Regions from separate parts of the Homo sapiens genome. Here region 1 is linked to region 2. A link is a contact called in ENCODE POLR2A ChIA-PET data. All regions are on one chromosome and are shown on one strand. Each heading gives the region's core, a stretch centred on a gene start or an enhancer-like site at or near the end of the contact. The rest is flanking DNA. Distances are from core to core; before and after follow the strand shown. Region 1 overlaps SYTL3 (synaptotagmin like 3). Region 2 overlaps SYNJ2 (synaptojanin 2).

Region 1 (2,877 bases), core at 265-2,764, 650 kb after region 2:
TCGATCTCCTGACCTCATGATCCGCCCGCCTCGGCCTCCCAAGGTGCTGGGATTACAGGCGTGAGCCACTGGGCCCGGCCAGGTTGGCCCCATTCTTTAAGGCTCGTGCACTACAAGGTTTCCCTGGCTTCCTGCTTCTAGGGGTGATGTCCCCTCCTCTGAAACACCATCAGTGCTGGGTTTGTAATTCTCTTCTGTAATTGTTGCAAAGTTCCTTATATTGTAGCATTGTTTGTGCACTTCTGTTTCTCTCTACAAGCAGTAACTGTGATTTTAAAATCTTGTTAGCCCATATTGCGCCAAAGCACAATACCTTGTTTATAATACTTGAGCAAGATGATTGAATCAGTGAAGACCACAGTGAGTGAAGAGCGTTTGAACTGAGCAGAGGTTGATGCTTGTGGAGTGAGCGCATGTTGCGGTAATATGGGTGGAAGCATTTTGTCCGTATACTGTGAATGTCTTATAATGAGATGTTGACCTAAAGAAGGAAACTGAGGCAAAACTAATACAGGTGGAGAGTTTATCTGGGCCAAGGCTGAGGTCTGCAGCCCAGGAAACACTTCCAAGGGCTCTGGAGAACAAAGGAGAGAAGGGTGAATCAGGAGAGGGGCGATTACAAAAGCTGGTTTTCAGGAATTCTCGTGGGTTTACGGAAATACCCGTAATTTATTCATGATTCATGATTGGCTATCCATTGCTGAGCTATAGGCTGTGGGTGATGGTGTCCAGTGTGTGGCATTGTTAGGATAATTTATGGCTATTGGTGGTGACACTCAATCTAGAGTCCGTAGAGCAAGTGGCTTTGAAATGATTAGCCCAAGTTGGGGGACGTGATTGCGGGCTCATTTCGGTGTCTCTCTAGGCCTGATACTTTAAAGGAGGCTTGTGTTTCTTAGATTAAAAGTTTATTTTCTTTTTCAAAAGTATTTGCAATGTATGTTGTGCCAGTGTAATTGGTAGCTGGGACCTGGAACTGTGGAGAGAATGATTTGTGCTTTGATCACAGAAGAGCTGTGATGGGGCATCAGGACAAAGGCGCACACAGGCACCGTCACGGTGGAGTGCAGGCAGGTGCTGTGGGAACCACATCTGACTATATCAGGGATGCGGGCAGCACCCCTCCTCTGTGATGTGATGTTGGGGACCTAGACTCACAGCCTGACTCAGAGGGCAGCGGTGGCTCTTTTCTAGAAAAAGTGGCAATTTGCAGGTAGGGAAATAAGCCATAGAACCTCACCCAAAAGTTTGTTGGCAGTAAAGGAAGCCATTCATTTGGGTTGATATTCAGCTTTTATAAAGGGTGGATTTGCCCAGGTGTAGATTTGGTTGGTACTAAATTATCCCATGGTTTATATTCCTGGCTCTTCTTAAAAAAAAAAAAAAAAACGCTGCTTCTGCCAAGTTTATTGGAAACCTGGAGGAAAAAACTAATACTAAGGGTCATGTCAGGCAATGGAATGAAGCAGGGTTGCTGTTTCCTCTAAGCCAGTGTTTCTCAACAGCTTCTTACCGCCACCCTCTCCCCTACCCCACATAGCCTTTTTAGAGACTTTTTCAAAGTTGCTACCATAACCTTTTGATATCACAGATATCATATATCTATGTACTGAGGCCTTTTGGAGAGCCACAGACGGTTGAAATAGGTAAGATTTGCTACCAATCTTTGTCCCCTTAGGGGTGCCGTCATCCCATGTGGAATGTGTGACCTTGGCAAAGCAACTGCAGCACAGGACTTTTCTCTGTTTTTATTGCTTTTATGTCTCTCTCTCTCTCTCTTTTTTTTTTTTTTTTAGATGGAGTCTCGTTCTGTCATCCAGGCTGGAGTGCAGTAGCATGATCTCAGCTCACTGTAAACTCCTCCTCCTGGGTTCAAGGGATTCTCCTGCCTCAGCCTCCTGAATAGCTGGGATTACAGGCACACGCCCCATGTCTGACTAATTTTTGTATTTTTAGTAGAGATGGAGTTTCACCTTGTTGACTGGTCTTGAACTCCTGACCTCAAGTGATCTGCCCACCTTGGCCTCCCAAAGTGCTGGGATTACAGGTATGAGGCACTTCACCCGGCCACTTTTGTGTTTCTTTAAAATACTTTTTTGACCGGGCCCGGTGGCTCACACTTGTAATCCCAGCACTTTGGGAGGCCGAGGTGGGCAGATCATCTGAGATTGGGAGTTCGAGACCAGCCTGACCAACATGGAGAAACCCCGTCTCTACTAAAAATACAAAATTAGCCGGGCATGGTGGCACCTGCCTGTAATCCCAGCTACTCGGGAGGCTGAGGCAGGAGAATTGCTTAAAGCTGGGAGGCGGAGGTTGCTGTGAGCCGAGATCATGCCATGGCACTCCAGCCTGGGCAACAAGAGTGAAACTCCATCTCAAAAACAAACAAACAAACAAAAACAAAACCTTTTTGTTGGTGGGCTGGAGCCTTCTTCAGAAGGTAGACTCTACCCTTTTCCACATCAATTCCTAGCTTATAAACAGTAGTGCTGTAGGAGGTGAAGTTTGTCATTTCTCAATGCCAGCTAAGTGCAGACATCTGCTTCACTCAAAAAGTTTTCTACGTCGTTAGAAGTTCTAGCATCATTATTTCAGGTAAGTAGTTTTCATGTGTGCATGAATGTATGTGTGTGTGTTTGTGCACACACGTTACCATCTTGTCATCTTTTCAGCACTTCATGTCTCCTGAGTGAGTGGGAGAAGTATGTTATCAAGGTGACTTAAGATAAAAAGGGAATTAGGAAAGAGGTGAGACTGATGTCTTAGGGTTTTCTTTCTTGCCTTATAACTTTAAGAATAAAAACTTCAGTAAGGACAAACAAACCAGGGTCAGGAAGATCAACCTCAGCATAAATCATTCTTTTTTGCTGATGT
Region 2 (2,789 bases), core at 4-2,503:
AAGCTGGTAATCACAGTGCTAAACCAGTCCCATCAATGGGGAAGCTGAGTCACCCTGCCCAAAGGGACTTGTAGCAATGCACTAAGACTAGTCCCGGAGCCCAGGCAGAGGCGGCTGGATTTCTGTATGTTTAAGATCTCCTGGTGCTTTTTCACTCCACAGCAGGACAGAGACAAGAGTGGACAACCCTGTAAATACATAAATTATCTATTGCCCTTTCTGGACATAATGCTGTTTCTGTCAGATTCGCACTGATGCCTAGAGATGCCAGGTAGAAGCAAAAGTGAGGAAAGTCCTGCCATGGGAGTCGTTCCAATGAACCTCATCTAATGTAATGTTTTAGAATCCAGTGTCTGCCTTTTGAAGCTATATCAGTTTTCCCAGCTCTGAGACGGGACTCGTGAGGTTTATTTCTGACCTGTTTGTGCCTCTCTCCCTTTGCCAGAGGCAGCCACAGGTTTTCATCTGGCCTTGGTGCTTTGGATTCCCCAGAAGTGAATTCCTGATTTCTGCCGGAAGAAGGGGACCCTCCCCACATCCCTGTGTCCATCCCAACGCTCCCCACCCCCACATCCTCTTTGGTTCTCTGGTATTGTGGATATTTGGGGGCAGTAATGTGCCCAGACTTCAAAATGCACGTGAATCAAGGCTGGGCATGGTAGCTCACGCCTGCAATCCCAGCACTTTGGGAGGCCAAGGCAGGCGGATCACCTGAGGTCAGCAGTTTGAGACCAGCCTGGCCAACATGGTGAAACCCTGTCTCTACTAAAGATACAAAGAAAATTAGCCAGGTGTGGTGGCGCACACCTGTAATCCCAGCTACATGGGAGGCTGAGGCAGAAGAATCGTTTGAACCCAGGAGGCTGAGATTGCAGTGAGCCGAGATCGCACCATTGCACTCCAGCCTGGGCTACAGGGTGAGACTCTGTCTCAAAATAAATAAATAAAATAAAATAAATAAAATCGTGAATCTCATGCTGATCTCATTAAAAATGCAGATTCTGGGATGGCAGGTCTGGGCTGGGCCCAGGATTCTGCATTTCTAATAAGCTGCCAGTGCTGCTTGTCTGCAGACGGCAGGTTGAGTAGCAGCCTCTGGGGATGGCATTTCTGTGAATCGCTGGTTACATTTTGCAGGGCCCAGCATGTGCCCCGCGAGCTGTTACATGTTCCCCTAAAGGCAGCCAAGCTTAAGCACAGAGGGGCTGTGTATTATGAGGTATCTTTGTGTGGAGTCCGTGAAACTATTTTAAACCAGAACTGTCAGGGGAGCAGAGGTGAGAGCTCTCAGCGGCAGTGAGGGTCCTTGGAACCCCTAGGGGATCCTTGGGGTATCTGAATTGCACCAGCACCTTTGCAAGTTCTCTTCCCTATGCCAGCTCTGTGGCTGGAGGTGTGAGGGGCACTAACAAAGCGAGGCAAAGGGGATTCACGAGGTGGAGGCTGAGAGGAGCTTTGGAAGGAGGAGCCCCATGGTGTCCCTTTCTGAAGGGAGAGGAGGAAGTAACTCTGGAGGTCGCCAGGCTCCTCAGCTGTAACACGCCAGGGCGTGGTGTTTAGGCTCAGGGTGGAGCCCCCAGAACTGACCACAACTGAGTCACCACGGGCAGTGTGGTTCTGGGCTTGATCGCCTGAACCCCCACTGTTGTGGCGCAGCGTGAGGTCTGGAGACCCACAGCAGGAGTCAGATGGGGTCAACGCTCAGCGTGGCTGGCACATAAGGCAGAGTGAGCAGCAGGGTGAAGTCATCTTTCTGGGCTGGTAATTGATCACACTGACAATTGCCTCCCAGTACAATCAGGTCCTGGGAGGAAACTCTTTGGGGGTCCTGGATATGAGTCATCCTCCTGCCAGAGGGCCAGGCAGTGTCACTAGAAACAGGGCTGATTTAAGGGTTGTCCACTTGGCAAAAGGTTTCTTCTCCTGAGCCCTGGTGATAGTGGCCATAGCTGTGTAGCTGGCAGACTCTGAAATATTCTGGAGGCTTTGCCTTGATGCCACATGCAGATTTCATATATGTGTTTCGGAAGCTGGCTTATCATCTGAATTTGAGAGAGTGATTTGGAAGAGGGACATGTGTTTTTGTACAGCAATGCTTCAGCAGCATTTTTCAAGCAGAGGAGCGCTGTGGCTGTGCGACCTCAGATGGGGTCAGACGCGGGCTGTGCTCCCTGTGGGGGTGCATGTGACTGTGCGACCTCAGACGGGGTCAGACGCGGGCTGTGCTCCCTGTGGGGGTGCATGTGGCTTTGGTCACAGTCGGGGAGGCTGGCCTGAGAGCAGGAAGCTTGGAGAAGCCCCCTGGGACCCATCAGAGCTCACAGCACAGATTTCCAGCAATGAGAAAATGCTGCTGCTGTCTTTGAGGAAGGCTCAAGGGCAGGAATTGTGTTGCCTTTTTTAAACAAGTAGGGCACTGTGATCTAGATTCACTCAGTGCCCTGTAAGAGGGCATCTCCTGATGATGGGTCCTCCTCCCTGAGAGTGAGTATGGGCCCTCAGGATGGTACCACTCAGGTCCCCTGGGTGCTAAAGCAAGGGGGCCAGGCCAGCTCAGGGATGAGAGAACTACGTGGTCGTTCGCAGGTGCACATGGAAACGTAGGGCCTCATGAAGAAAGGCTCGGCGTGAAGAGCGCGGGCTCCAAGCTCCATGACGCCACTGGCTGGCTCTGTGGCATTAGACAAGCACTTCACTTCTCTGTGCCTCAGCTGCTTTATCTGTGAAAGGGGGTCACTGATGATACCTTTCACATAGGGTCACTTCAAGGGTGAAATGAGTTAATCCAC

The links. ChIA-PET counts read pairs that join two places held with the same protein, here RNA polymerase II (POLR2A).
Region 1: POLR2A ChIA-PET joins it to region 2 with 20 read pairs in activated T-cell. The contact joins two enhancer-like sites. POLR2A ChIA-PET finds 5 or more read pairs at or near these places in 2 of 52 experiments (activated T-cell and naive thymus-derived CD4-positive, alpha-beta T cell).

Annotation. Positions count from the first base shown.
Region 1 is chr6:158,683,439-158,686,315 of GRCh38, forward strand. The region is part of intron 6 of SYTL3 (synaptotagmin like 3); the gene reads left to right. Among named protein-coding and RNA genes, the nearest start is that of SYTL3, 35 kb to the left of the region's middle. Within about 2 kb of position 1,515, at least 3 of the 41 ENCODE cell types and tissues checked have a DNase peak (open chromatin) inside an H3K27ac peak, as active enhancers do.
Region 2 is chr6:158,029,963-158,032,751 of GRCh38, forward strand. All of the region lies in intron 3 of SYNJ2 (synaptojanin 2), which reads left to right. Among named protein-coding and RNA genes, the nearest start is that of SYNJ2-IT1, 30 kb to the left of the region's middle. RefSeq lists an enhancer at 1,435-1,729. Within about 2 kb of position 1,254, at least 26 of the 41 ENCODE cell types and tissues checked have a DNase peak (open chromatin) inside an H3K27ac peak, as active enhancers do.